3 separate regions of the Homo sapiens genome follow, and regions 2 and 3 are each linked to region 1. A link is a loop called in an ENCODE intact Hi-C map of the cell type or tissue named here. Cell type or tissue: Caco-2. All regions are shown on one strand. Each heading gives the region's core, and the rest is flanking DNA. Links, peaks and the distances in the headings are about the cores only.

What was found. Hi-C counts contacts between places; a loop is a spot of excess contacts. Peaks named below come from ENCODE experiments on the same cell type or tissue, not always from the same donor. Only the 100,000 strongest peaks of a DNase experiment are listed, where the experiment ranks them.
Region 2: it touches region 1 in a loop (2.7-fold over the local background); 2 of 110 quality-filtered maps call a loop at or near these places.
Region 3: a loop joins it to region 1, with 4 times the contacts of the local background. A loop is called at or near these places in 31 of 110 quality-filtered maps.

What each region holds. Positions count from the first base shown.
Region 1 is chr1:67,564,806-67,575,470 of GRCh38, reverse strand. LOC105378780 (a long non-coding RNA gene) reads right to left here. Exons shown (of 4, transcript XR_947474.4): 2 at 272-399. Among named protein-coding and RNA genes, the nearest start is that of LINC01702, 48 kb to the right of the region's middle. In Caco-2, for the core only: no CTCF peak of the experiment used is centred there; DNase peaks (open chromatin) are centred at 2,740, 3,040, 4,850 and 5,640.
Region 2 is chr1:67,694,696-67,705,360 of GRCh38, reverse strand. GNG12 (G protein subunit gamma 12) reads left to right here. Exons shown (of 4, transcript NM_018841.6): 4 at 1-3,886. Among named protein-coding and RNA genes, the nearest start is that of GADD45A, 15 kb to the right of the region's middle. In Caco-2, for the core only: a CTCF peak has its summit at 4,302; a DNase peak (open chromatin) is centred at 4,460.
Region 3 is chr1:67,744,746-67,755,410 of GRCh38, reverse strand. All of the region lies in intron 2 of GNG12 (G protein subunit gamma 12), which reads left to right. LOC105378781 (a long non-coding RNA gene) reads right to left here and starts at 663. Exons shown (of 4, transcript XR_007066163.1): 1 at 138-663. RefSeq lists an enhancer at 8,679-9,500. In Caco-2, for the core only: no CTCF peak of the experiment used is centred there; DNase peaks (open chromatin) are centred at 5,720 and 6,548; H3K4me3 peaks cover 839 bases.

The DNA.
Region 1 (10,665 bases), core at 863-8,862:
GGCCTACTGGATTTTGTATCTCTGGGGCCCATCACAATGTGTACCTAAGACTGGTACAGAGTGGAGGGTCAGTATGTGGTTGAGAAATGAATGGGAGATCAGAAAACAAGATCAGTCTGGGCTGGATAAACAAGGCAGGGTCTCTTGGAAGAAATGGGATTTTACCCCGGGACATTTAGGGTAGATAAATAATCAGGACAGTGACTTTCCATTTTTTGTGTGGAGGGTAGCTGGGAAACATCACCCCACCCCCAACTCCACAGACTCCCACCTGCGTTACGGTGAAAAGTTCAAGCCCCTTGCAGTCAGACAGTCTAGGCTGGAATCCTGGCTCCATCACTTATCAGCTGAGTGATCTTGGGACAGTCACTTGCTGTCTCCAAGCCCCAGGGTCTTAATCTGTAAAATGGAGGTAAAAATACCTTGTTTGCAGAGTTGTTGTGAGAACAAAGGAGCAAATAAACAAAAGACACAAAAAGATTAACTATGATCAAATCCTGTCTCTTTTTTTGGCCCTCTTCTCTGGTCCACCAGATGAAGAAGTCTAGTAACGCTTCTATAATGAGGGGTGAGTTGCAAGCTGGAGACAACACAGATAAAATTAATCACTAGAAGGGCTTAAATTATCTTCCCCTGAGATCAGGCCTTTTTTGGTGGGGTGGAGGGTGAAGTGAGTTGTTGAGGTTGGAGGAAATACAGGCTTTGTAAGGGGGTGTGTGGCATGAGGACTACAGGAGAGGGGCCTAGAATGGGAGAGGTGGCCACTGAGGACATTAGTTATGTCCAGCCCCCAGTAGGATGTCACATTTCCTTTGGTGGAAAGACAGGGTACCAACATTTGTTGAGCATGATGAAGTGCCAGGCACTGTGCTAGGTGCCAGGGATACATCCTTGATATATGTACAACCCTCACACTAGGCAGCTCCAGTTTTTTGGCAGACATAAACAGGAAAATAAACCACTATAATCCAAGTAATTATAACAAGAACAGAACAAGATACAGAGCACAGAAGACAACATAATACTATAAGGCAATCATATGGAAGGTGGGTTTTGAAAGATGCATAGGAGTTCATCATGAATCCAATCTAAGAAAGGGAAAATGAAGTCAAGTTCAGCACCACTGGAGTAAAAATGGTGGGAAGAGATGAGTTTAAGAGACGAAGCTGGCCATACGCGGTGGCTCATGCCTGTAATCCCAGCACTTCGGGAGGCCAAGGTGGGGGGATCACGAGGTCAGGAGTTCAAGACCAGCTTGGCCAATATGGTGAAACCCCATCTCTACTAAAAATACAAAAATTAGCCAGGCATGGTGGTGTGTGCCTGTAATCTCAGCTACTCAAGAGGCTGAGGCAGAAGAATACTTGAACCCAGGAGGCGGAGGTTGCAGTGAGCCCAGATCGTGCCACTGCACTCCAGCCTGGGTGACAAAGCGAGACTCCATCTCAAAAAAAAAAAAAAGACGAGGCTGGGGAGGGAGGTAGGAGCTAGATGATAATGAGCCATTCTTTATCCTGGAGTGATGGCAACCAGTGAAAGATTTTGAATGAATGAAACTATGTCCAATCTTCAAGTTAGAAAAACCTCTCTGGCAGAAGAATTCAAGGTGCATTGAAGTGGGGCAAGCTCAGAAACAAGATGCTAGTGAAGATGCAGTTTACCGTGGTCAAGGAGAGTGAGTGAGGCTCTAAACCAGGCAACTATGGGGCCATTCTTCTGAGCTCCTCAATCACAGGCAATCTTGTCCTCTTCTAAACCCACAGCATGTGGCTTCTTTCACTCATGGCCTATGACCCAGGACCATGTGCTATCATGAATTGTATATTTGTTTTCCCTCCACTGCCAGATTGAGAGCACTTTTTCCTCTCCACATCCCTGGGCTGAGGAGCTGCTTCACAGTTGGTGCCAATGTGTTCTGAGGTTCAGAAGGAGGGGTGTGGGGTTTCATGGGGTTCAGAAAGAGAGGCATGGAGTAAAAGCAGCCTGTGATCAGTTCATGAGCCAAGCAAGACCTCCAGGCCCTTTGCTCACTCCCCCTTCTCTGTCTGTCCCTAATCAAGCTATGCAAAGAAATGTCTTAACTGCCATCTGTATTGTTTTGTGAATCAACAGAAGAGCCCAAACCTTTTCTCTTGCACATTTACCAACCAGAGATTTAGGGAAATAACACATAATCAGAGGAGGAAAGACCAGCTGGTGGTAGGTGGATTTTGCCTGCATAGTTGGTTGTTTCCCTTCTAATACAAAAGCTGATAGTGGATCATAATCTAGGACATTTTTCCAGAATGAATCTGGCAGTATGCAAAGACATTTGCGTGCAGTAACTTTCTTTCTCACTCTTCCATGACTTTCTGTTGTGTCTGTGTGGGCACAGACAGGGTGGTTGCAGGTTAACTGGGGCCAAAAAGTTGTTATCACCTGGCATCTGTGCCAAGAGCTTATGTAAAATGAGCTGATTCCAGCAGGCACATGTCCCAGGTGGGACCCAACCCCCCACTGGCATGGGCTGGGTGCCTGTGAGCCACATGTTGCTAAGGGCTGAGAAGGAAGCAGTGCCCAGGGCCGGGGCTGTGCAGGGTGAGGGAAGGAGCAGCCTCTGAGAAGGGCCGGGCCAGGTGGATAGGGGAGAAGTCAGGCAAGAGAGGACTGGGAGTCCTGGGCAGCACCTGTTCCCAGAAAGTAAATAATACTTTACCCTTGTGTCATATGCCTGCCTGTCGCCGAGCAGGCGTCAGTTCATCCCTCACTGTGGGCCGCCAGCCCCGTACCAGCATGCTACTCATTTAAAATGTGCTTTGGAAAAGAAATCAAAGGTCCTGATGCCTTCTGCTGCTTGCTCAGCTCCATGGCCCTCCCAAACTCCCATTTCACAGCTGCTACTCAACTGCGGGGCTTATCGGGTGGGCCTGCCAAATATTTGGAACTGATGCCCCCGGCTCCGGACAGGAGTGGGTGATGGGGGCAGAGAGGCTGAGACTGCGCTCGGCTGTGGTCCGGGTAGGACAGGTGCTGGTGGCTGCAGCCTTGTCCCATTCCCCCCTCCCTTCCCCTCCTTCCCTCTGCTCTCCTGTTTACAGTCTGTTCACCGGACAATATTTCAAGTATTCTAAATATGAGTGTCATAAGCTCAAGACGGAATGCTGGGCCCATTGTGCGGAAGGGGAATTAGTTTAAAGACAGGGAAGATTAATTGGTCTGTTTAGGAATGAATCGGTTTAGCAATTACTGTGTTTTGAAAGAATATCATTTATGGGTTTAAGTAATAGTGCAGTGGTTAAGAACTCGGGTGCTGTGTGCTGACAGGACTGGGTTCAAATTCCAGCTCAGCCTCTGGCCTTGGGCCTATTCCGATGCCCATTTGTTGGGTGACCAACTCCTCCAGGTCTGCCCAGAATTTTCTGATTGCTAAGAACCCCCTCAGTTCTGGACACGCCTAGAGAGGAGTAATGATCATGCTTAGCTTATCTAACTGGATAAGATTCATATGGTTTATCACAGTGCCTGGCCCATAGTGAGTACTCCACTAAGAAAGCTAGTGTGATACCTTTTTGAGCACCCCAAACTACTGGCTGCACCAGGGACCGTGCTTTGGGGTGCAAGAGACTCAGCCACAAACATGCCTGTCACTGTGCAAACACTGTAGCATTTTCTAATGGAGCTCACCCTGTTAAGTAGCTAGTGGTGGCTCTATTTTACTGATAAGGAAATTAAGTCTCCAAGGGATAATAAGACACACAAAAGGTTAACAGCTGGAAAGGGAAGGATAGCCCTTTGGAACCCAGCTCTTCTCCATCAAGCCTGGAGTCCTTTCATCCTCAGCCATTCCCTGTCTAGTTCATACCATGCATTGAGTAATGCATAAGCTTTTGTGCCAGTTGCCCTCTCTGGCTGCCCTTACCTCCCAGCCCCTTCTCCTTCAGCTGGCAAATTCCCACCTTGCTTTGGTACCAGCTCAGACATCACCTTCTCCAGGAAATTGTACCTACCCTTCCCATGGGTCTCCAGTCTCTGTTCTCTTCATACCCTTTATATATCTCTCTGGATACATTTCCTTCCTAGTAATAATTTGCTAATTCACTGTCCTGTGAGCTCCTTGAAGACAAGGATTGTGTCTGTCTTTCCACCTCCCTCCAGAGCCAAGCACAGTTCCTAACCCATACCAGGTTTGAATTCATTAAGGTGTGACATGATTGTTTGATACTTAATAAAAGCTTCTATGACTTGACAACTTGTGGTATGTCACACACTAAGCTGAGCATATATATTTCTCATTTAATCCTCACCACAACTCATAAGTTTTGATAAATGACAGATAGGAAAATAAAACTCAGAGAGATTAAATAACCTGTCTGAGGTCACATAGCCAATAAGCACAGATGTGAACTTTGAGTCCAGATCTGCCTAAGAAACTCAACCACTGGGCTCTATCAGCGCCTAACTCAGCTCCTTGCACACATTAGGCATTTGGCACTAGTCAAGGTAGATGGATGGCATAGGATGGCGTACGGCAGGGGCCCAGGGTCATTGGCCCAGGGTTATTGGGCCCAGGGTCATTATTAGGGGCCCAGGCATCCGTGGGCCCAGGGTGATTGTCCTTGGGCCCTCACAGGCCAGCTGTTGTCAGTGGTATGTTTGCAGAAGCTGCCAGTTCCCTGCACTGGCATGAAAAGCTCTTCCTAATTCCATGGCTCATTTTCGCCCTTATGTCTTTCTGGCCTTTCTCATTCTCCCAGGGCAAGGTGAGGTTTGGGAAAGCTGAGGAATGTGGCTGAACTGTCTTCAATAAATTCTTTGCCGATAAGACATGGGGGAGTTTCCAGACACTTTCCTATGACTGTTCCAGCTAAGAACGTTAGGCTAAGCTACAATGACTCAGCCCATGGAAGACCAGGGCTGCTGAAGTTCCCCGGAAGCCAAGTTGCTCTGCATAGGTCTTGGTCCAACCAGGATAGGAAGTCCCAGGCAGCCCCAGTATCCTCAGAACCTTCTTGTGGATGGGAGAGGCAGAATGAGCACTGTCCCTGGGGAGAGACAGGCTAGGTCTGGAAGCATCAATGTCTCCTTCTACCACAGCTTCTGATTTATTACAAACCTTAGAAATGGATTTGGAATACAGGTCATGGGTTAGGATCCTGACTTTGCACTTACTAGCAGTGTGACCATAGCCAGTCATGCAACCTTCCTGGGCTCCAGGATCCTCTCTGCAGAATGTGGAGGAGAACAGTACCTACTTCAGGAAGCAGCTATGAGATTAGAAGAATTAATGTCTACACAATGCTGAGCACAGTCAACACACCAACTAGGTGCTTGAGAGTGGTAGCTATTATCATATGAGGGAGGGATGGAAAAAACTGTGAGTGGAGCTTGCAGCTTCTGGGGTAGCAATGAGTGTGGCCAATCTTCACTGCTCCCCAGCTGAGTGAGTCTACTTGCCATGGCATCTTTGACTGCTCCCGGGCTGAGTGGCATGTACTGAGTTCCTCTGGCCAGAGGCTCCCAAAATGTGTTTTCTGCAGGCTGGTATCTGCAGGAAGGACTGGTTTACTCCAAGCCCATTGTGTCTGCAGCATATGTGTTTTGCCTTGGAAAGCTGGAAGTGTGTGACCCCGCAACATTGGCTCAAGGGGAATTTTCCTGCAGAGGTCAGGCAGGGTCTGCCTTCTTACCCAACAAGGGCCTTGGTTTTGGGAAGTTTCCCCAGGACATGTTGCACCAGAGCCCATGAGCTCCATAGTTTGGCTGTGTTTCCCCTTCCCCTCCCCACTCCCTCTCCTTTTTTTTGCAGAGCCAGAGGTAAAATGGAAAATGTGTGCTCAGGTGAAGAAAGATGTGTACTGTCAGATAATATCTTTTCTTCTCTGGCTTTGAAGTATGTCAGACACAAGCTAAATGGCCTAAAATTGATAATAAGTAGCCTTTTAAGTGCGGTCATGCTTTCTTACCAAATCAACAAATATCTCTTAAGCTGTAAGTGTTCAAAGAGTAGGAATCATGAAGGGTTTATGGATAGAAAGGGCTGTGGAACTGATTTAACAGTTGAAGAAATTAAAACCTCAAGAGGAGATGCCAAGTGCAGTGGCTCACGCCTGTAATCCCAGCACTTTGGGAGGCCAAGGGGGGGATCACTTGAGGTCAGAAGTTCAAGCCCAGCCTGGCCAACATGGTGAAACCCCGTCTCTACTAAAAATACAAAAATTAGCTGGGTGGAGTAGCAGGCACCTGTAATCACAGCTACTCGGGAGGCTAAGGCAGGAGAATTGCTTGAACCCAGGAGATGGAGGCTGCAGTGAGCTGAGATCCACTCCAGCCTGGGTGGCAGAGCGAGACTCTCTTCAAAAAAAAAAAAATCAAAAAACCAAAAAGCTCGAGAGGAGAAACGACGTCCCAAAAGTTATCAGCCAGGTGGGGGAGAGGCAAGATTTAAACCCAAGGCTGATATTTGGCTTAAATCTCTCCCCTTCTTTTTTTTTTTTTTCTGACAGGGTCTCACTCTATTATCCAGGCTGGAGTGCAGTGGCATCGTCTTGGCTCCCTGCAGCCTCCATCTCCTGGGCTCAACTGATCCTCTCACCTCAGCCTCCCAAGTAGCTGGGACCACAGGCACGCGCCACCACACCCAGGTAATTTTTGTATTTTTATAGAGATGGTGTTTCGCTATGTTGCCCAGGCTGGTCTCGAACTCCCAGACTCAAGCAATCTGCCTGCCTCAGTCTTCCAAAGTGCTGGGATTACAGGCATGAGCTAACATGTCTGGCCTCCTCCTCTTTGTAAATGGCCACCTTATGGTGTCACTGGTGTGGTACTGGGCAGCAAAATAACACCAAGAATTAAGGGGAACATCTTCTGCCTTTGAGGAGCTTCAATTTAGTAGAAAAACCAACAGGCCAAATGATGAGCAGATGGTTCTCCACAGCATCGCGCCAGGGAAAGAGCAAAGGTTTTCATGCAGGGCTGACCATATCCTGGGGCTGCACCCTGCAAGGCCCTACAATGCACCATCTGTGGGACCTAACCTCTTGATGTCTCAGTTTCCCCATCTATAAAACTATCTCACAGGGTTGTTATAAAAGCATTTAGTACAGAGCCTAACACATACTATGTGCTCAATAAATGGTAGGAAAAATAAATCCAAGTCCTGTAAAAATGCTGCCTCTTATTATGCCTCCCTTTGGGCAACTTATCATTTGCAAACGGAATTTACATCTGTTTTTTTTTCCTTAGTCTTCATAAGAGCCTTCAAAGATAACCAGGAAAGATTATCAACAAATATTCATTAAATAAATGGCTAAATGGATTGATGAATATTAAAATTACCATGTGCACAGCACTTACCACATGGAACTGTTCTAAGAACTTTGCCTGTTCTATGTATCTTATATAATATATGCATTATACCGGCACAACAACTCTATGAGATGGGTACTATTATCATCCCCATTTTACAGATAAGTAAACTGAGCTCCAGAAGATATTGAACAACTTGCCTAAGGTTATACAGGTAGTAAGTGACTTAGCTGAGAATGACCCCAGGTAAGCTGGCTACAGAATTTGGGCTCCTAACCAGAAAACCGTATTCACTGATTGAATGAATAAATGATAAATGAATGAATATAGAGGCCAGGTAACCCCTATTATATAGATATCAAAGCTGAGGCTGACAGAGCCCAAGGTCACATAGTTGGTTTGGTGGCAAAATGACAATCATATGGCAGCATTCTACTTCCCCACCCCCAGTGGAGTTAGGTGTAGTCGTATCACTTGCTTTGGCCAGTAAAATGTGAGTGAAAGTTGCATATGGCGGCTGGGCATGGCGGCTCACACCTGTAATCCCAGCACTTTGGGAGGCTGAGGCGGGCGGATCACCTGAGGTCAAGAGTTCGAGACCAGCCTGACCAACATGATGAAACTCCGTCCCTACTAAAAATACAAAAATTAGCCTGGCATGGTGGCGTGCACCTGTAGTCCCACCTACTCAGGAGGCTGAGACAGGAGAATTGCTTGAACCTGGGAAGCAGAGGTTGCAGTGAGCCGAGATCATGCCACTGTACTCCAGCCTGGGCAACAGAGCGAGACTCCATCTCAAAAAAAAAAAAAAAGAGAGAGAGAAAAGAAAAAGTTGCACACAGCACTTCCAGGCAGAAGCTTTAAGAATTTGCCACATTTCTTGGAAGCATGTGTTGAAATGAGGCCTCTATCTGTCTGGGTTCCTAAGTGACTAGAATGAACAGAGTCCACCTGTCTATCAATGATAGCATAAAGTGAGGAATAAATTTTTATTATGTTAAACCACTGAGATTGGGGTTGTTATCACAGCAGACCCTGGCTACTCCTGACTGATACATGTGGGGCTAAGAATGAGAGCTTGAGTAATCCAATGCCTCATGCAACTCTTGTCACATTACTTAACCCCAGCCAAGCCTGCACATACATCGGTGTTTTACTCACCAATGACTTCTCCCCCAGCTGGATTAATCTGATTGAATGACCTGGATCATTTATGGCATGAAGGGAAGACAGCTGTTGAATTCCAGCCCCTGACAGAAGGCTCCAGACCGTCAATGATAGCTTGGCTCTGCTAGTTTGATGCATCAGACACTCCCTCCCCAAAGTGCTGCCTGTGTCAATTTTTCTTAACAAATAGAATATTGTATAGAGAGTGAGCTTTTTGTAAAGCAAAATATAAGTGTTGCGATTAGCAGCAGTATCTCTTAAAGCTAAAGATGCAAAGTCAAGTTTAATTAACCAGGTTTGTGTTTGACTGATTTTTTTAAAGGCAGTAAAGAATTTTAAGAATAATTGGTTACATAATCTAATAGGCTTTTCACTTTTATTTGGCAGATTTAGTAACAATTAGACAATTGATAGTGACATCAAAATGCTCAACTAATTTTCCAACATTTTTGATTAGTTAACTGAATCCAATCAGAATTTTTTAAAAGACAGTTTCTATATGTAGACAGTATCCCTTGTGTTTAACTAATGAAAGAAGATTATACAAAAGGAAAGTATCAAGATTTTAAATATTGACTTCTATAAATCGATTTTGTCTAATCAAAAATTTACAGTGACATACACCAACAAGTTAAGTGTCTAGGTCTAGATGAACTTTATATGCATCTTTGTATTTTTCTGCAAACTCAAGGTTTTTTTTAAGGACTATTATATTCTTCTAGTGTTTTCTGAAAGTTTGCATATGCTACCCTTACAATAAATGGAACAACCAAGGTTTTAAAATCAAATTACAATAAAATAATGTTTTCTTTCCTGAGATTGCCTGACTATCTTTGGGGCCACTGCAGGCCAACTTGAAGGTGGATCTGAATCCAGCTCTGTTGTCCCAGATTCTCACCATGTAAGGGCTGATGAGACCCTACAGCACCTTGGGTACAGCTTCTCTATTTTAAGGATAAGGGGAACTAAGGTCCAGGGAAGGGATGTGCTCAGGGCAACACTGCTTTAGAGAGTGGTAAAGTAAAGCAACTACCAGAACCCAGACCTGTCAGATGCTGAAGTTCATGGACTTTCCACTACCCCCTAATTTAAAGGAGCCTGTATGCCTCCATGGTTTGTGCTGTTGCACTAGATGCTCTTCTGAAACTTAGGTAGATACAACTGTACTCCCTGTGTTCTGATATTATCTTCCATTTGCATAGCACTTTACTGTTAAAGCATTTAAAAATGCATTATCTGATTTAAATTCATAACAGCACTGTGGGCTACGAAGGACATTTAGCATTTAAACTCAGTCTTCCTGGTTTCTTGGCCCCTCTTTCCACATTGCATGCCCCACCCCCCCACCTTTACATATTCAGGATGGAAGACTGTGTGGCACTAGCCATATCCTGTTACCTCCATTCCCTAACTGTGTGGCTTAGGGCAAGTGACTTAACCTCCTTATGAAATGAACATAATAATGTAAGTTGTCAAGATGATCACAGGAGATCACTGGGTAGGGGGTCCGGTCCACATTTATTTCATTTCCTTGTGGTAGTTTACCAGGCCCTCTCTCAGGGGAATTTGACAAACTACTTCTTGGCATGCCCCTTCTGCTCCCTTCTATAAGGTCTTTGCCATGTTGTTGGCTGGTACCCTCTGCCTCACTGAAGAGTCTGGCCTCCAGTGCAGCCTGTCCTGATTCCTTCAGCCAATTCTCTCTCTCTCTCTCTCTCTCTCACACACACACACACACACACACACACACACACACAGTGTATGCATATACATGTAATTATTAAAAATATTTCATCCCTTATTTTTGCACCATTAGAGGAGTAAATCAAGACCTGGAAGCTCTTCGCTTTCTTCACTAGCTTTGAGAAACAAAGGTGAAATATGAAAGTTCAACAGGGGAACAGGTGGATGGGGGAAAAGGAGGAAGGAAAGACTAAGAAGGAAGGAAAAGGAAAATGGCTACTATATTGTCTCATTTAGTCCTCACAACAGCCCTCTTATGATTTCCACATTACAGATCAGGAAGGTTAAGTGCCATATCCAGGGTTGCAAGGCCAGATCAGATCCCCCTCTCTGCCTGATTCTGAAGTGGGTGCTTTTCCTGCAAAACCAGGCTGCATCCCACTTGCAAGGGGGAGTTAGGTAGTGTTTAAGTGCACACACTCTGAGCCAGACAACCTATGTTGAATCCTGGTCCTGCCACTTACTAGCTGT
Region 2 (10,665 bases), core at 917-8,916, 130 kb before region 1:
CACTGCTAATAACTAAAATGTTCTCAGCTTGGAATAATGGACTCTGAAGTCTCTATTTTCCAAGTTGTCCTTTCTCTTAAAATACCCTTTACTGATTTAATACAGAATAACAATCTTATTTTCCACTTGGTAACTATGGCTTTATGTTGGGTTACTGTTTAAGGAAAGTTGATCTGGGCCTTTTTAAAAACATAATTATATACTTTAGAAATACAAGGGATTCCGATATGTCAGGACCTAAATGGCCTAAGCACCTGTCAAATTAAAATTCCAAAATTCATTGAAATCCTAAAGCCTTGATATTATATTCTTTATAAGGCGTGTGCCAGCCTGTATAGTATATAAGAGAGAGGGGTGTTTGTGTGTATATATATATGCCTTTGTGTATACACTTATCAAAGCTATTTTCTTATGAAAACGTCCCTCTCTCCATACCATCAGTTTCTCAGTTCCAGAAGTTATACCTTTATTTTGAGCTGTGTATAGGTAGAATAAAAAATTCCTTTCATATCGTTATTGTACAAAAAGTAAAGAGTATCCTAAAGATTGTATTCATTGTAATCAAGTAATGCAATCATCTCTCCTCTCTTGAAATCTTGCTGGACCTCTTAGGCTACAATAAACTGTACCAAACTAAACTGACAGTCCTTCGATAATATGAAACATTAATTTACAAGGACCCGTTAGGGCTTCAATGATGCTGAGTCTGGAAAAGGGGAGGAGACCCTTGGGAGGACTCCAGGCAGCTGTGCTCCCAGGGCTCATGTTCTCTACTGGATTAGGGATAGGCACCTCTGAAATCTCCACCCTGATGATTGGAATGAAACGGAGTGAACATGAGCCCAGCTGAGAGAGGAGCAGGAATGTGTGAAAAACAGCTGCTCTCCTTGTCCCAGCTTTGTGATTGAGCCCTCTGTCTTGCTCTCTCTGCCTTCCCTGTGTCTTTCTTCTCTTACCAGAGCATCTGTTTGCAGAGGTAACATTACCTTCCCCAGCCACAGGTATGTGGAATACGGTGAGGAAAAAAAAAATTAAAAAAAAAATGCAAGCTGTCAGGATGCTTAAGCTCTTTTCAGACATCTGCAGTTTCATCCCTACCTTGTTCACATACCATCCAAGAGGCACATAGGCTACCCAAGAGAGCCTTGGATTCAGTGGTACACTCCTTGGGCCCAAGGGCTTTAGCAGCTGGATATGGGGTTCCTTGATTTTCCTCTGGGCCCAAATATAGCCCTCACACTCTTGGAATTTCCAGGTATGGGGGTAGCCCCAAAAGGAGGAATCTCCTATGGCCAATAAGGTATCTTGACTTTATCAAAGTAGAAGAGAGGGTCACTTCGGAGTCAAATCATACACTAGGCCTTTGATGCTTTAATTCTTCTTCAGTTCATTAAAAGTAACTACTAAGGAAAGGTTAAAAACTTCCCCTCAAAAAGGAATCAACCCCAGGAAGTAATTATTTACAACGATTTTCCCAAATTTTGTACAATCTGTCCTGGAAAGCAAACCCCTTTTAAAATCTAATGTCTGGGCTTTGAGTATTAGCTCATTTAGGGTGGACAAATGCATTACTGTTTTCAAACTGCTCACATTTATTCAGTATTTCTCCAAGTTGCTATCTACTCAGCCTTATGAATGCCCCTCGCTTTTCTAAGGCCATGTGAAAATCACGGCACTGCCCTTAGCCTTGTGTCATCTGCTTTTTCGTTCTGCGATATGCCCAGTTCCCAAATCAATTATAGGTACCTGTTTAGGAGAGAGGAAGATTTTACCTCTCAAAGGGTGAGATTTGAAATTTACACTAAAAAGACAACTTTACATTTAATGCTTCACTTAATGAGACATTCTTTTTTTTATAAGTCTATTTTTCTACTCAGTTTCAGAACACTAATCTGATTTTCACTCTGATTTTTAACGTTTCTTTAAATATTTATAATGTAGCTTCTTTCAAAATATTTTCATGAAAAATTACTTTTATTATACCATTATGTGCATGTTATTGGTAGCAGGCATAGTTTATTATTTAGTACTGAAACATGCTCTTTTACCTAACAGTAAACAAGTATGTTTTGATATATATCTGTTAATATGCTTATAGTGGTAAGAAATGGACTTGAGGTCCCAGGAGATTTCATTTTATTCACCCTGGTCAGATACAATAAAGGCTATGAGTATAAATACATAACTTCCTAACCAGGTGTAGGGCATGTTCATGAATATCAAATCTTTTGATGCTGGACCCAAGAGAGGAAAAGTTGTAGCTAAATGTTGATTTACTTATAACTAGACGTCTATGTGAGAAAATATATGTATACATATATATGATATGCAGAAGTCACTTTTTTTATCAGGCTTTATTCTCCTTACAAAGCCACAGTTTAACTGTCTGCAACAGTTGGTTTATGTTAATGATAGACAAATACCCAGTGTTTGTTACTTTTTCCAACTACCACTGTAATGATAATCTTTCTCACGTATATACATGCAACTTCTTGGCTTCATTTCCATGAAGCTGTTTCAATATATTCAGTATACTTTGTCCTTAATGCTGCTTCTGTTAACAGTGATCTCTTTCTTTTTTTCATTCTTATATCTTCATTAGTTCATCATAAATCTGTCCAGTTGAGGCCTCAGGACCACGGCATGATTTCATGACTCCGAAGTATTTTACAGAAACATTTTTTAAATAAGGGAAATATTTTATATACCAGATGGTTCACAAGTGATGGCTCATAGCTAGTTTTTTTTTTTCTTCTAAAAAATGTCAGGTTTTTAAAATCATTTACCTTATTAAAATGAAAAGTGCCATACTTAACTTTTAAAGGAAAGACCTGACTTGCTTTTTCTCTATTTAGACTGTTTTTGTACTTTACTAATCTTTAAACTATCAGGAAAAAAACCAAAACTTTATACCAATGATTTAGTAATTTTGAGGCATAGGGTAGCTTACGTAGTGGAGGATGTGCCAAATATTCTCTTCAAATGCCACCTTCTCAATTTATAACTAAAATAGTGTTATCTGACTAATTCCTCTGAATTTTGATGTAAGATCTATATAGGCCCCCAAAATGATCGTAGTACATGCCAGTCATTTCTCAGTGAAATAAATACAATACCAGAGTACATTATGGGTTTTATTGCTTTCTTTTATGGTAGACCTGTTAATGGGGAAAAAATACATCAAATCAAATAGAATCTTATATCTGTATGTTAAAATAGAGCACTTACCTGAAGTCAGTGGCCTGGATCATAGCCCTGGATCATTTCCCAGTCTGTCCTGTGCTGTGTGACCTTGGACAAGGCGCTTCATCTCTCTGGGCCTCTATTTCTCCATTTGTAAAACAAGTGGCTGCAGTAGATGATGGCTGAGAGCCCTTCCTGTTCCCAGATGCCTTGGTCCAAAGACCCCACCCCTCTGCTGGTCCTGCCAACGTGTTGGTGCTATAAGCTGCTTCAGATATAAAATTGGTTTATCTATAATGTTTGTTCATTTAATAGCTTCTAAAAGGCCTTTTTGTTATACAGTGCTTTTTTTCTAGTTTTATGGACTTGGTTACTGTAATAATGTCTTGTTTTTAGCCATGTAACTACAAACAGATATTCTCTTGATGTCTTAGTAAATTTGCATTTGATATATCATTGATGAGATTTTGTTGTTATGTAATATTCTTTGGCTACGCATCTGTCCAGCATCTTATTAACCATAATACTGTGATCATTATTTGGAAATATGTCCTATGGAAAGAATAAAAGCATGTACTTCACAGCTAGCATGTTCACAGATTTGAAAGAAGTTTCATTAAAAGCACCATTGCTTTCTGTACTGCGTCAGTGCCTCATTGTATCATCCTACTTGTGTTTTGCTCAATAAATGAATAAAAGACCATTTCTCTTCCCCTTTCCCTTCCTTCACTCAGTTAACATTTTCTGAGCACCTCCTGAGAGCAAGCTGCTGAGAGTCAGGCTCCCATGACACCCAAATGAATAAGACTTACACCAGCCCATGTCACAGTCTGAGCAAGGAGGATGGGAATGACAGATATGTAAACTAATCATCGTAGTATCATGTGGCAAGTGCTATAACTCAGGTGAACACAGAGTGCTGTGAGAGCCCAGAGGAAAGAGGGACTAGCTCCACATCAACAAAGACCTCTAAAAAGGCTTCCAAGGGTGGTGATGTTTGGGCTGAGTGAGAGAAGAACAGTATGCGTTGGAATGAGGTCCTGGGAGGAGATGAGAGGAGGAGAAAAGAGGACTGGAAGCCAGTGTGCAGAAGACCCCCGATCCCGCCCTCCTATCCTGCTTGCCTATCCTGAAACCAACAGGGGAGCTAGAGAGGCTGCTGAGGAGTGACGTAATGACTCTGACCTGTGGAGGGCTGTTTCCCATCCTGAGACTAGCTGAGGTAGTGGAAACTGATAACAAATGGAAAGGTCATTAGATGGTGGTGACTCATATTCACTATGTGTTTGCTGAAGGTGCCCTGCCTCCTCTTCTGCCCCTTCCCCCAGGGCTGGGATTCCCACAGAGATGAGGGGAGGGCAAAATCATCAAAGAACAAGGGCGGGAGGCAGCCAACAAGCCCCAGGCTATGAACCGGACACGCTGCAGAGATGGCCCCTGCTTCTGAGAGCCAGCACTCCACACTTACAAAAGGTAGGGGCAAAAGACAGTCCCTGGGCCCTTTCTAGTAAAAGACTGAAGGATTTAGATACATCGGTTTTGAAAAAGAGGCAACAACTAACAAGCACTTTTTACTGCTTCTGACCAAATTACAAAGTTCTTGTAACTCTCAGTGGAGGAGAGTTGGGGATGATGGATGGGATTGGGTAGGGGTGAGTTTTTAAAAGATGGGGGAAGGGAAGGTAATGAAGCTGGAAGAGGCAGATGAGATGTATACTTAGCCTTAACATGGACAAGAAACCCAGGCCTGCGGGTAGTGATTGGAACTCAGTGTGGAGATGCATGTCATGGGGCTTTCCACCTCTTCTGGATATGTGCCATGATCAGTTTTTCCCTGGCACGAGGGTCAGTTACACATAAACACATGGATATTCCCTCTAAACCTTTTTATTTGGGGCTCTATAATCCTTGTTTGGGGCTAGGCGACCGTCTTTTGAGTATTTGTCCCTCATTCCCTATGCCAGGATTATAATCTGTTGGCTTAAAACTCTGACCATGGCCGGGCGCGGTGGCTCATGCCTGTAATCCCAGCACTTTGGGAGGCCAAGACGGGCGGATCACGAGGTCAGGAGATCAAGACCATCCTGGCTAACACGGTGAAACCCCATCTCTACTAAAAATACAAAAAATTAGCCAGCCTGGTGGCGGGCGCGCCTGTAGTCCCAGTTACTCGGGAGGCTGAGGCAGGAGAATGGCATGAACCCGGGAGGCGGAGCTTGCAGTGAGCCGAGATCGCGCCACTGCACTCCAGCCTGGGCGACAGAGTGAGACTCCGTCTCAAAAAAAAAAAAAAAAAAAAAAAAAACCTCTGACCATCTTTGTGGAGCCTGGTCCCACCGTCAGTTCTAGCTGTCTTTGCACAGCCTGGCATGGCTAGGGCCTTGTGCTTGTTTTCAGAGCGTGACCATATTTGCTACTGTACCCCTTTACCACTGTGAGTAGCAAATAACTTTTGCCTTCAGATGAGCCCTCTGTTACCCTAATTACTTTCTCTTTATCTGAGTCATTTAAATCCATGAAGGTCGTTTAACTTTAGGCCAGCCCTGGGCGACGTGCAGTTAGTCAAAGGAACCCTCACCTCAATTGCCCATTTTTTTCAAAAACTTTTTCTGCCCTGGAGGAAAATGCAGTCCAAGTAAATTTATGCTAATGTGCAAATGAATTAATATATTGGCCTGTGGAGGACCACTGGCACTGTCAAATACAACTCTGGAGAGAGTGATACTTAGCACAAAGAAATGGAAGTTCATAGTAAAGTTTAGGCATCACTGAGAATTAATTGTACATATGAAGCATTCCTATACCCTTTAAATCCTCCTAGACAATCTATTGAATGATGAAAGCACTTAACTGAAATGGTTGACATCCATAATGGAAGATGCCAGGTTTGTAAGTCCAAGAGATTTGCAGCTGAGACATCTATGTGCACAATGATACTTTTTATTTTTATTTATTTATTTATTTATTTATTTATTTATTTATTTATTTATTTTTGAGACCGAGTCTCCCTCTGTCGCCCAAGCTGGAATGCAGTGGTGTGATCTCGGCTCACTGCAACCTCCCCCTCCCAAATTCAAGCAATTCTCCTGCCTCAGCCTCCTAAGTAGCTGGGATTACAGGCATGTGCCACCACGCCCGGCTAATTTTTTTGTATTTTTAGTAGAGACAGGGTTTCGCCATGTTAGTGAGACTGGTCTCAATCCCTTAACCTCAGGATATCCACCCACCTTGGCCTCCCAAAGTGCTGGGATTACAGGTGTGAGTCACTGCCCCGGCCCCACGTTACTACTTGTGATCTCTAGAGCCAACCACCTCCCACCCCTCCACACATACACCCTGCTTAGTGATAGGAGGGCATTATCCGCTAAATGACCTTAAATATGGTCCTAACAGAAGACATTCGCCAACTATGTGACATCACAAGGGCACTATGGATCCATAAATTTGTGTACTAGGGCAAGCCTAAAGCAGTCACTCCCTGAACAAATGTGGGCAGTGCTACCTCCTCTAAGCCAGGCACTGACGGACTTGTTCATTAATGTCCCCGACCTTAAGTAAAGGTTGGCATGTGAGATTTAGGTAATACACATGTTAATTTTTTAACATTTTACTAATTGTGTAGTTTTATATGTATTAGGAAAACCAGAACTAGCACAAGTTGTGATAGAAAGTTTCCTTCTAAAATAGATTTAAATAAAAAGTAAGCCAATTTGTATTTTTTAAAATATAAGTATGTAATAGCACGCCTTTGACTTGGATATGGAAAAAATTGTCATGAAGCCCTACAATACAAGCAAGTAAAAAGACAAGCATCCCCTTTGGGAATCAGCTCCAAGAATCACCCATGTAGGCCGGGCACGGTGGCTCATGCCTGTAATCCCAGCACTCTGGGAGGCCGAGGTGAGCGGATCACGAGGTCAGCAGATCAAGACCATCCTGGCTAACACGGTGAAACCCCATCTCTATTAAAAAATACAGAAAATTAGCCGGGCGTGGTGGCGGGCACCTGTAGTCCCAGCTACTCGGGAGGGTGAGGCAGGAGAATGGCGCGAACCTGGAGGCGGGGCTTGCAGTGAGCCGAGATTGCACCACTGCACTCCAGCCTGGCGACGGAGTGAGACTCTGTCTCAAGAAAAAAAAAAAATCACCCATGTAAAGCAGACAGGTTCACATTTCTACTTTTAACCTTGAAAAATTTTCCCATGGCCAATGCACTAGAAGTGCTTTGTTCTAAATAAACATTTTAGATCCGACCTTGGTGAGGTATGTACGTTTCAACACTGGCCATGCAACATCTGTCAACATTTGTAGACATCTGTGCAAGGCAATGAGGAACACTGAACTCCAGACACTAGGCTGGGCATTGTGCATGTGTTCTCCCATTGAAGCCTCAAAACAACTCTTTAAAGGAAAGTAGATGTGATTTAACCCCATCTTACAGATGAGGAAACTGAGGCTCAGAGAAGTTAAGAAAATTGTGCTAGATCCAACAACATAAAAGGGTGGGTCCTAAGAACATACACCCAGGCAGATTGTACAGCCCATGGACTATCTTAATATTTGTAGTATGGTTTGAATAAGGGAAAACAAACAAACAGTAACTTTGGTAATTGTTAGATTAAGTAAAAGGTAAGGTAAACAAGTAAGTCCTTTACTAATCATGAGTGTAATACCCTGGGCCTTAAGAATAAACAGTGCTATATTTCAGGCATTTACTATGACTAGGTACTGTTCTTAGCATTTTGCATCTGTTTATTTTTTTTTTGGTGGGGGTGTGGTGGTTGTTTTTTGTTTTTGTTTTTGTTTTGAGACAGAGTCTTGCTCTGTTGCCCAGCCTGGAGTGCAGTGGTAAGATCTGGGCTCACTGCAACCTCCGCATCCTAGGTTCAAGAGATTCTTCTCCCTCAGCCCCCCAAGTAGCTAGGATTACAGGCATGCACCACCATGCCCAGCTAATTTTTGTATTTTTTGTAGAGACAGGGTTTCACCATGTTGGCCAGGCTGGTCTCGAATTCCTGACCTCAGGTGATCCACCCGCCTTGGTCTCCCAAAGTGCTGGGATTACAGGCATGAGCCACCGCACCTGGCCTGCATCTGTTAATTCATTTAATTCTCACAACAAATCCAGGAAACAGCTACTCCTATTATTCCTACTTTACATATGAGGAAATAGAAGCCTGGAGAGATCCAAAAGTATATTGGATATGCTTTCAGAAAACCATTTTTCAGGGTAGCCAGTGTGACGTAAGAGAAAGAATACGTATCTTGGAATCAGGAAATGCATGTTCTGGACTGATTACTACTCATTTACTGTGCAACCTTAGGACACTTATGATCTCTGATTCTACTTCCCCATTCACTTTTAAAAAAAAGATTTAGGCTAGGTAATTTTTAACATTTCCTCTAGCTTTAAATTGTATATAAATCTGTAAATCTGAGAGGAGATCAACCCTCTTGCCATCTCCACCCCAAGTCATTGTACATTTTCCTCCTTGAATTGAAAATCAGGAGAAGAACCAAAGTCTAGCGTATGGAGCCAGAGGAGGGCACGTGGGTTTGTTGTGTATAATTATAGGTATTTAAAAGATATTTAAAGAATCACCTCCTGATACTTCAGCTACTGGCTCATCAACAGGTCTATAAAGAATTTTAAGGAAAAATGAATTATAGAAAAGCATTTTGAATATTGACAGCCTACCACTAATAGAATTAAGGAGCAAAGTTCTTTAACAAACTTAAAGTGTCAGTAGCACCTTATGAGTTCATAAAACATAACTACAAAAAGAAAAATAGCCCACTCAAACATTAAATATGAATGACAGTGCGTTTGGTTTATAGAAACAGAACAAAGAGAAATTTATTTATTTGTTGAGCTCCTACTAGCACTGTGGTAGGTATGTCCTAGGATAAACCCAGAAAACACAAGGATAGTGGGAGTGGGAGTAACAGGTGCAGGGGCAGTAGGAAATAAACAGATAAATTGCTATGCAATATGGTAAATGCTATCATAAGAAATTGTTCTGTCTGAATGAGTCAGAAAAGATTTCATAGAAGAGATAATATATTAGTTGAACTTTGAAGAACAAGTAGGAGTTTGTTGGTAAAGAATAGGGAAAGGATATTCTCAGCAGTGAAAAATAGTGTATGCAAAAGCCCCAAGATCTAAGGAAGCCTGGAGTGTTAGAGCAACAGAGATCTTTGCAACGGAAGTATGGGAATGAGAATGTGGACAAGGCTGGGAAGGAAAGTTGGGTCAAATAATCAAAGGCCAAGAGTTTGTACTGAATTATATGGGGGGAAGGGTAGTTGTTCAGAGATTTTTTTTTTTTTTTTTTGAGACGGAGTCTCACTCTGTCGCCCAGGCTGGAGTGCAGTAGCGGGATCTCGGCTCACTGCAAGCTCCGCCTCCCGGGTTCACGCCATTCTCCTGCCTCAGCCTCCCGAGTAGCTGGGACTACAGGCGCCCGCCACCACACCGGGCTAATTTTTTGTATTTTTAGTAGAGACGGGGTTTCACCGTGTTAGCCGGGATGGTCTCGATCTCCTGACCTCGTGATCCGCCCGCCTCGGCCTCCCAAAGTGCTGGGATTACAGGCATGAACCACCGTGCCCAGCCGGTAAGAGATTTTTAAGCATGGTCTTGACATGAAGATAATTAGAATGAACAAGGAAAATAAACTACTGAAGAAAAACTGGAGGTCGTGTTTCTAATTTCTGTGGGGAGTAGGGAGTGGAGGGTGGTATTCACTATTCTTTTATTAGTTCTTCAACTCCTTTCCATTCCAAACCCTTATCACTCTCCTCCAACCCCACCCCCTATTTACATCCTCTGTGATCTGTTTCTGTCTACCTCCTCAGCCTGCCTTTCTCCACTCCCTTCCTTAAATACTTAATCCCCTAACAAACACCACAGAGCCCCACACATGCCACACCCCTCACCCCAATGAGCTCCTAAATGCTCTTCAAGAGTCACATCAAGCATCACCTTCTCCTGGAAGGTTTCCTGACCACCCCCTACACACACACACACACACACACACACACACACACACACAGACACACACACACACATTGTGCATACCCATGCTTGCCGTGACACCACTCTGGCTTGAAAATTATGTGTGTCTGTCAGCTTCCTATAGTTCCTATAGCAAACTGCATGTAGCAACTGTGTCACAATCATCTTTATGGAGCAAGCTCTAGCACAGTACTTGATACACGGTACTTATGTTCTCACAACCTTGATTTTGAACAGAAACTGTTCTGATAGCCTAAATGACAGATAAAGAACTAAATTAAGTTAATGGAAATGGAGAGGGGAAACTAGATTAGTGAAAATTAACATAATTTAATTGGATGGTGTCTTGCTGAATTCAGTTATGTTGGGCTATGTAGTTTACTGGGTGGTTTTTTTTTTTTACTTATATAACTAATTTGCAAACAGAACAATTAAATATTAATGGAATATAAACAGGCATAGAA
Region 3 (10,665 bases), core at 1,292-9,291, 180 kb before region 1:
CAAGAAACAAGATTTGTACCTAATAAGTACCTCTAAGACAAAATAGGAAGTGAAAAGTGCCCAAGAATCTGTAATCTGTTTGAGCTCCAAGTAACAGAAAACCCAATTCAAAATGGCCTAAACCAAAGGGAACTTACCATCTCATATAAAAAGAAGTCCACATGTAGTCTGCTTCCAGTTTGGTAATTCAGCAGCTCAACACCATCAAGCTCTTTCCACCTACTCTGCTATCCTCAGAGCATCAGCAAGCTCTCCTCCTAGGTACAGAAAGGTCAAAGGCATCCCATCCTCTTGTAACAACGCCAAGGCGGACAGATAAAGAACTGTTTCTTATGCATCTCTCTATGAATGAAGAGACCTTTCAAAATTCCCAAGCCAACCTCCCCTCATGTCTCACTGGTCAGAACTGGGGCACATGCCCACCACTAAACACTCAGAAGTGGTCTGGGGCCATCCATGTGGCCTAGACCAATCTGGATTTACCTTCATCACATGAGGAAAGAGTGAACTTGTTCTACCAGCAGAGAGGAGGGAGTTAGATGGCTGTCAGGTAGCAGGCTGGAGTGCCTGCTACACAAGGAGTGATTAAAAACCTTCCACTGCTCAGAGGAGAGCAAGGAAGTCCTCACGGAGTGGCCTCTAATGCAGAAGACCAACAAGTGTGCTCGGTATCCTGATGGGAGAGACGGAGGTGCTGTGGCTTCCTGCATCAGCACTGCTTCCTGCAGGAAGCGATATCTAAACTGTGGACAGAACTTTAAAAGGGGAGGGTCACAGTCAACTTTTCTTTACAGAAACATCACTTTGGGTGTGCAGAGTGGATTGAGGGGAGGTAGAGAGACCAGCTAGACAGCCATGGCTGTGCTACAGTGATCCAGGGGCCAGCTGCTTATACTCCCAACTAGGGTGGGGCAGTGGGGTAAAAATATACTAATTTGAGAAATATTGAGGTGGCGTAAGCAGGACTTGGAGACAGAAGAAGGGGTGTGGTGGAGGAGTGGGGAGTCCAGAACGACTCTGGGGTGTCTGGCTTCGGCAGCTGCCTGGATGACAGTGCCACTCCCTGAGCTGGAGACCACAACAATAGGCGGAGGTTTGTGGTGGGGACAGGAATGATGAGTTCAGGTATGACCGGGGCTTAGTGTGTGGGAGGTAGGCGTGGTTGGGACCAAGCTGAAGAGGTGACCGGCAGTCATAGCACACAGCACCTGTGGGCCAGGCCAAGAGCTTGCCCTCCAGCTGCCCAGAAATCTGTACAGAGTTGGAGGTGAGGAGAGATGAAGGAAAAGAAATAACATGCGCAGAGGTGGGGAGCTCACAACTCTCCGGGCACGACCGGGAACAGAAAGTTGTTACACTGAGCTGCACAAAGTGGCCCAGAGGAGAGTGGCCAAAGGGGCAGGGCATGCTGGAATGACAACAGCAGCCCGTGTAGGGCAGCCTCATGAAGAGGAGAAGGGAGCGCCTACCTTTACCCTGGCAGAGTGCTCACATACACTGCCACACTTAACGCCCGCCACCTGTCCTGCTGGGCAGGCATTCTCTCACCGACACCACAAAAACAACTCAGACAGAAACCACCCAAGGGGATCAGGGCAGTTCTAGAAGTAGCTCCCCGTTTTCCAGTCTCAGGCCAGTGCTGTCTTTACTACAGACCCCTTCAAAGATCTTTATTCACCACTGACCGAACACTTTAGTAAGTGCTAGGGATACAGAGCACAGTCCAGTGTGGGAGGTACAGAAAGGCAAATTGCAAACCCAGCAGTGAAGCATGGAGGCAGAAGCTGAGCTGTGAATGCTTTTCATGCTTGGAGGGGAGGTGCATGCGAACAGCTGATTCATGGAAGGTATCGGGGCTGCCCTGGCCCCCGCTTCAGTTCTGGCTGGCCTGCCCACCACTCCTTACTTTATGAAGTAAATTTCCTCCAGTCGCAGGACTTGTCATGGGTGATGTTCACTGTAGGGCATGAATTGAAACTCAGCAAGTACAGATTGAGAATCGCTTATCTGAAATGCTTGGATCCAGAAGTGTTTCAGATTTCAGGTTTTTTTTTTTTCAGGTTTTGGAATATTTACATTATATACTTACCAGTTGAGCATCCCAAATTTGAAATGCGTCAGTAAGCATTTCATTTGAGTGTTATGTCAGAGCCCAAAAAGTTTCAGATTTTGGAGGATTTTGGATTTTCAGATTTGGGATGCTCAACTTGTATTTGAAAACAAGAACTTAAAAAAAAATTCTTTCAACATAATTACCAAACACCCACTCTATATTCAGCAGTGTTCCATGTGCTGGGCATTGAAAGGTTAAGTAAGACATGGGTCCTGCTGTTGTGGAGCTAAGTAGGGAAGAGGGCACATGGACAGACCATTGTAGTATGACAAAGTGAATGCAGTGGTGACACTGTAGGAAGCAAAGGGAGGCCAATAATTCAGCGTAGCAGTCACCTGGAAAGGTTACTGGAAGCCATAATACAGGTCAGATTCGAGCCACCTTTCCCTGCCTTGAGATTTTTGTAAGGACACAGGGACATAAATTGGCACTTAGTGTCTAACAGTGTCTGGCAATGGATGATATCCCATATTATTTGTAGCTCAGATTAGTGGAGGAATTAGCTAAGAAGTATAGAGAGAATGTTGCTAAAATAAAGTAATGATACCTTAGTCAACTGTCAGTTACTTTAAGGAAAGAAATTAAAGTATATGAAATCAATTAGAACAAAAATAGTTCATTGTTTCCAACTTATGTGATTGGGGCGAGGTGTTGAAAAGAAGTATTAACTAGCTCATGTCTGGGCCCAACAGGAAAGAACACCATGACTCATTAGTGATAGCTGCCATGAGTGCTGATCCATTAGGGATGTCTACCGTGAGTGCAAGAGGAAAAGAGGCAACCTCCATGCCACATGTCTGCATTCCTTAAATTAGAATAACAGCTCAAGGTACTGGGATCTGACTGCATGCAACCTGTTAACCCCAAACTCCTACATGCTTGGCATTTTTCAGAGACAAAGTAAACAAAGTAAACTTTCAAAATGTCTGTTGTGATCCTGGTACATTCAGACCAGTCTCTTATACTTGCTACTTCTGGACAGCTGCCCTCTTCTCTCCAGTGAGACCTGGAACCAGAGCAACATCCTGAAACGCCAAGGAAAGATGAATATGGGGTACTTAATTACTGCATTGATTCAATTATATTTCTCCCAGTGGTGGGAGAGTGAAGGAGTATACGTTAGATTTCCTGTAAGAGCTGATCAAAGAAAAGGCCTGCTAACAAGCATATGGTTATCAGAACTTCTCATTAAAGGGTCAGCGTAATCAATTGAGGATGGGCCACATTGAGTAACTATGAGGTGCTATGGGGCAGGGAAGGGACTGCAGTTTCTTATGTCTTGGTAATAACTCTTGCTGAAAGACAGATGTAATACGACCATACTGATATTTGTCATCCTTCACAGCCATTAACCTGGCATCTCTGTTGTGCCACTTAAATGCCGACTTAGCTTAGAAAGACAGCTGTGGACTCCAGAAAATGGGGAGAGGCTCACCTCATTCAGTACCCGTGTTCAGCACATTAGTCTTGAGAGAGGTTTCTGTTTGCTTATGGTTTGGGTTTGACTCTTCTAGAGCATCTGCATGATAACTCTTTCCACCAGCCATAGAGACACAAGAGATGTCTCACAAGCCATGCTGGAAAATCACTTAGATTTCTTTTCAGGATGCTATTGAATGGGAATAAGGGCCGAGGTATGGCTTTTCAGGTTACCTAAGTATCCCAGAAGCAGTACGCCAGTCGACATTTGTGTGCATGTACTTTTGTACTCAAGACCCCAAACACAGCAACCCTGACCTGTTTGAAGACCCCACCCTGGACAGGGGACAGTGTTTCCCCAGAGCTGCCACTCTTGAGGCTCTGGAGGAGACTGGGTACAGAGACCCTAACTGTGGGACAGTCAACTGAAGGTGACTGTCCTGCCCCCTGAGCCATTGAAAGCTTTTTTCTTCAGATACTATATTATTCCCAGAGGTGCCATTAAACATTCTCCCTATGCTGTAGTGAGAAGTGGCTCACAGACTCTGCCTCTCTGTTGAACAACTATAGCTTTTACTTTGAAAACTAATGTCATTCATTTCTATAATGGCTAATAAATATTTTTAGTGGCCCAGAATGCATTTTAAAACGTGTGTGTATATGCACGTGTGTGTGTGTGTGTGTGTGTGTGTGTCTGTATGTGTATCCATGTAAATGGGCAGTCCTGGTAGACTATGAGTGGATGCGTGGGTGGGTGGGTGAGGGGGTGAATGTGTGTAAATGGTTGGGAAAGTCTGGAGTGGCCCAAATAATAACTGAGGTTAAAAACTGGTGAAAAATATTTTAATGTAAAAGGAAAAACAAAAGTTCATGCATCTTTTTTAATGAGGAGCAAAAATAACTCCTTACCTGTTAGTGTTATTTTTAAAGTATATGATGAGTAATTTATTACCTGCTGCTACATATAGTGTCATAAAATATGAAAATACGACTAATAAGTGGGAAAGGAAATTTGTGCAAGTCAGCATTGCTGTAACTGAAAGAACTAGAGTTTATCCTGCACATATACTGGCAGTCTAATGTGAGTCTGAGGCAAATGAGAGAGCTCAATAAGACTGCATGTAAGTAGATATAGGATATTCTGAGAAATAAGAGGGCCTGGAAACCTAAGCCCCAGTTATAACACTGTTTCTATGGGAAAATATGCTACATAAATACCTTCTTTGAAACCAACTTTTGAAACCCTGCCGATTTGTAAGTTAGGGGCTAATGATATAAAATGATCACCTACTGATCTGTAAAATTCTCAGCACTAGTCTGTCATCAAGCATTTATTGAGTAACTGCTGGGTGAATTACGCTGTGATGAGCATAGCAGGGTGAAACAAAAGAAATAAAGGAGTGTTTCTGCCCTCAAAAAGCGTGCACCTCGTTGGAGAGAGAAAACCTGCATACAAAGCAACCTGAGAACTTTTACAATGCCTGAGCCCACAAAGCAAGAGGCCTGCAGGCAGCAGTGTGAAAGAGGGATGTGAGGCAAGTGTGGTTAATCAGGAAAATGTGAGGTTCCACTGGGAGAACATGTTCCCTGTTCGTTTGTAATCCCCCAGAGGCACACCAAAGACTCTCTCATTTTTCCTGGAGAGCCTCACACAAGCATGAAGCAGTAGCTGCGGTGAATGTCATATGATCCTGGCGTGCCAAGCAATTCAAAACTACAAATGGCATGTGGTATTACCTTATTAGGAAAGGTTCAGGCTTTTTTCCTCTTTCTGCTCCGTTTTTGTTGTTTAAAGGAAGATAGGTTGTTGGCAGGCTGGGCAGTGGGTACCTTCTGTACCCAGAGTTTCAGTTCTGAAGCACACCCTGGTGAATCATAGCCTTTCTGAGAGTGCCCAAGGTTTGGAGCCCAACTTTGTGTTTTTGTGTAAATTTCTGGGAGAGTCTGTAGATGGGACAGTTCCTAACCAGTGACTCAGCACCTGAGAGGCAGAGTCCTTACCTTATTTGTCAGGCAGAGCTGTTGCTTTTCATTTCTCTCCAGCCTTGAGGTCTCCAAAAGGGAGAAGGGAGATCAGGAGAGGGGAACAAGTTGTGGATAAAAATTCTCAGTCTGGGGCTGTGGTGCATCCCACTGGGAATGCCGATAGCCTGTGGAGATGGGCGTGTGGCTGAGGCTGCCTTGCCAGGTGAGGCATCCAGATCAACCAGTCTGTCCTGATTGGAGGCTCCTAAAATAAGCCCTTTGCTCTGTCGTGCAGGCTGCCTCTGAGACGTGCTTCCTGGGGGCAGCAATCAGCAAACAGTTGTACCCAGACCCTTCCTCCTGGTACTGTATTTTAGCTTTGAGAAGCACTGAATCCGTGTTACTATATATGCAGTGGGGGAAAGGATGACATTCCTCCTCAAAAGATTTACATCATCATCAGTAGCAGCAAACATTTATTGAGTGCTTACTGTGTTCCAGGCACTCCATATGCTTTGTCTCATTTAATTCCCTTTACAGCCTTGGAAGGGCTTTTTTATTATTAAAACTCCTAATACTGTTATCTTAAAATAATAATTTTACCCTAATGTAAAGTTCCATTTTGCAGGTGAAAAAAACAGAGGTTTAGGGAAAGGTTAAGCGACCTATCCATAGTCTCACTACGAGCAAATGACAAAGGCAGGATGCGAACCCAAATCTGTCTCCCTCCAAACTAAGTTAGCAGACTATTCTTCTTAGACACCTTTTTATTTGCGGTTACTATAAGTAATGTCTGTAGACCTTCTGCTTTATTCTCCTGCATTATTCAGGAAGAAATGGAGGGTTTGGTTGTTCCCCACCTCCTCCCCTCCAGGGGAGTGGGAAGAGGGAAAGTCCTTGGAAAATAAGTCAGAGATGATTTTTTTTTTTTTAAGGAGAGTTTGTAAGGGAAGTGTTGAGTTGGCCAACCGAAAGGGAGAGGCTATTCTGGACTTCACATGTGTTATGGAAGAATGCGTGGTAATGAGTGGGAGAAACAGAAAGTAAACCAGTACAGGGCAGGATCAAATAGAAGGAAATGTGATAGCAAAGAAAGGGGCAGTCCTGCCTCCAAAAGTAGCATGTTAATGATTAGCACTCTGCAGACTTTTCAGATCTCACATGCTCTCAGCAGTATTCAGAACTCCCTTGTTTGGGGGAGAGTTTTGCTTTCCAAAACACAAAACCATGACATTTAATTCTCAGTTTCTGTAGGGACTAGATGAAATCACCACTGGAAAAACAAGAATGGCAGTGCATGTTAATTATTTCAGGAACTCTTAGAGGGTGCGAATAAAACAGCTGCCATCCCAAAAGACGCTGCACTTCTTCCTCCACCCTCTCTTCTTATCCCCCCAAGCACGATTTCTGTTTTTTGTGCCCTTCTTGCTACTTCTTTTAAAGAACTCATATCCCTGTGTTTCACTGAAGAGAAAAATGCATGCAAGAGATTATTGTTATTTTTTTATAAAGCATGTTACATCTTCCCAGTAGCCTATGGTATGGTTTCAGGACTACTCTGATTTTTGTATCTGATTGACCTTTGATTGGTAGCCACCAAACTCTGGAAAGCCAGGAATTTCTTTCTTGATCTGTAACCAAACTTCCAAATGCCCAGAACTTCCACTCTTCAAAGGAAGCATATTACAAACAGAAAACTCCTTCGAAAAGTGAATTGTAGTCCACCCTTTAGGTTCTCTCCTTTCCCTGCCCCCACAAAAAGGAAAGTTCTTTATCTCTGCCCTCTGCCTTTCTCTCCCTGCCCCCTCATGCAGACTAACAGTCTCTTGTTCTGATATAGAATGTTCTGTAATTATTTGTCCTCTGAAGATTAGGATAATAAAACATTTCAGCCACCCTCTTTTGGGTTCCCACTTTGCCCCAGTGAATAGAACTGTGCCCCACCATCCTTCTCCTCATAGCCAGCAGCCTCAAGTCCCACAATAGCTCTGCCTTGGTACAGGGAGCCAACATTGTTTGCATAGCATACGTTCCTGGACAATTAGAAGATCCAGTTTAACCTTCAGAGCATCCCCATCAGTTTGTGGGTGTTTGTTCCGGGAAGAGGAGGAGAGATGGTGACTTTTGTGGTCCACACATGATGCTACCCACACACAAGTTCAAATCTTTAGAGATGAGCTGAAAATTGTGTTGCTAAAGTTCACATGTAAAATCAGACTTTTTAGGTACTTCAGTCTTTCTGTCCAGAAGCAGATAGCATTAATATTTGCTTCTTATAACACTACTTGCCCACCTCACTCTCATTAAGTGAAAGCTTTTTTAAAATAGCCCAATTTCATGTAAAATTAATATTCATTAATCAAGATACTGTAATAGCACACCTTTCTGAAAATACATTCTGGTTATGATTGGTGTCTGATGAGGGAGGCTTTAAAACTCTTACTCCAAAGATGATACAGTCTTGGGCCATCGAACACTCAATAGATTTTTTATGGGCTAGGCGCGGTGGCTCACGCCTGTAATCCCAGCACTTCCAGAGGCTGAGGCGGGCAGATCACTTGAGGTCAGGAGTTCGAGATCAGCCTGGCCAATATGGTGAAACCCCATCTCCACTAAAAATATAAAAATTAGCTGGGCATGGTGGCACACACCTGTAGTCCCAGCTACTCAGGAGATTGAGGCAGGACAATCACTTGAACCCGGGAAGCAGAGGTTGCAGTGAGCTGAGACCGCACCATTGCACTCCAGCCTGGGCAACAGAGCAAGAGTCCGTCTCAAAAACAAACAAACAAAAAGATTCTTTATGCTTTTAAAACTGCATGTTAGGAATTATTTGCAGTTTTGTGTGCATAAAAGTTGGATCCCAAAATGGTATCAGGAAAGATAGGAGTAACTAAGTTGAAACTCACCAGTTTTTCTTCTACTTATTTAGAGTGAATTATAGCATGGCCTCCACCACCAAAAAAGAAAAAAAAAACACACACTTTTAAAGTATATTATTTGCTTTAGGAATGTTTAGCTGCCTTTCACTTTCAAACTGGAATTTAAGCCTTCTACATCATTTTACCCCCTTTCTGTTGTCTCTTTTCACCTTTCCTTAGACTCTGAGAGAATAAATGTTTTAGAACTTTGGAATCAAAATAAAATGGCAACCTCCTTGAATTACTTACTAATACTCTCTGGGTCTTAAGCGTAATTTTTTGCACATAATTTAAAAATCAAAACACCAACTGGTGGATTTAAGCCAAACTCCCTATTTTTAGAACAGTATTTTTTAGATGGTAGATTTTATTTTAGACCACAGGGATGGAGAGGAATGAGGGAGGCTCCTGGGCACTTCTCCATCCCTTGGTGAAGAGCTGGTGTGACCACCTCCCCCGCCCCCATAGCTCCCTCCGAATGCCTTCCTCAGCACAAGCCACTTCCGTGCCTTCATGAGTTGATTGCTGAGAAGAAGGGATGTTACAGGCTTGCTTAGTTTAAAAAAAAAAGTATTTGGTAACTTTCTTTTTAATTCTGGTGAATTTAAGTGCTCATCGAGCTAGAGGGGAAAGTGGGGACTTTTTAAAAAATTAAGAATGGAAGAGAAACGTTTCTTTATTCTTGCAGGAATCAACTTAACTATGCCTTTGTCAGCAGGTAGTTTATTGGAGAGTCAATTAAAAAAGAAGGCTCTGGCCTTTAATTATCCCAGTTGGTATTCAGCTTTAGAAAGTCTGTGGACCTGCTGAGTATGTTAATTTAACAACTTTATAGTATCTTAACTCTGCCATTTCTCCACCCAAACCACCTCCCCAAAGAAAAGAATTTAGAGGAGTCAGATGATACAATACACCAAGAGCTTTAGTCCTGCATACCTTGTTTCTTAGGACTTTGGACTTTCATTAATATCTTTAGGTAAGTTTGTTTGCTTCTCATGTAACTTCAGAGTCATTTATTCATTGGTTCATGTATTCATACTTTCCACAAATTCGGTCAATAAGTATTTATTAAGTACTGACTCTTTAACAGTTGCAGGGATATAGACAGAGATGTCCTTGCTTTCAGAAACCTTAGCTTCTAGGGGGATGGAGAAACAAGTAACAAACAAGGAAAACTACATCAGACAATGATAGGTGCTACACGTCATTTCCACAAACATCTATTTATGTATTTATTTATTTTTTAGATTTTTACACTGACTTGGAAACCACAAATACTTACTAAGTATCCACCTGTTACCCAGCAAAGGAGATGCCTGTGGAGAGCCCTGTTTGCAAAGGGGCTCTAATGTTCCCTTTCTTACTTGCCCCCAACCCTGTGAAATAAGGGGACGGACACCATTTTCTCCATTTTAGAGAGAAGAAATAGAGATGCAAAGAAATAAAGCAGTTTTGTCCAAAGTTATAAAATTCGTATGTGGGAGAACCAGACCCTGTGGGGCTTGGATGCCATTTCTGGGCACTTTCCTTCCCAATGCCATGCTGCCTGGTCACCGGGGCAGCTTTCCACCTGGGAAGAAGCAGGGCCCAGAAGAGTGAAATGCCTTCTCCAAGTCACGCAGTAATTCATGTCAGATCTGAGACTAAAGCCCAGGACTCTTCCAAATGTATTCTTCACATCAACAATTCAGATGGAAAGCTATCAGGTCCCACAACAGTGTTTGTGGTGGGCTTGCTACATTGGCAACTGTGAAAGTTGATTTATATAAATTTTCTGTGATGACACATCTATTACCCTGGTTTATTTGTCGTCTGTGTATAAGTACCCATACAAGAGAAAGTTTTACATTTTTATTTATTTCACACACTTAAGTAAATATTTACCATGTGCCAAGCACTGTGCTAAACACTTTACAAATACTAATACATTCATTCCTCAATACAATCCAATAGGATAGGTGCAATTATTATTCGCATCTTACAGATATAGAAAGAGGTACAGAGAAAATAAGCGACTTGCCCTCAGTCATATAGCAAGTAGGTGGCAGAGCTGGTCAAACCCAGACATTCTGGCTCCAGCCTGTGAACTTAGCCACTACTCTTGGTTGTAGTTTTAAATAGGATCACATTCTCTCTTAGGAGATGTGCTGGGAGGGACAGAAGATTTGGAGGTAGAGATTCAAATGCCGGATCTACCCCTTGCTAAGTGTATAATTTGGTGCAGATGACCAAAGCTCGCTCTTCCCA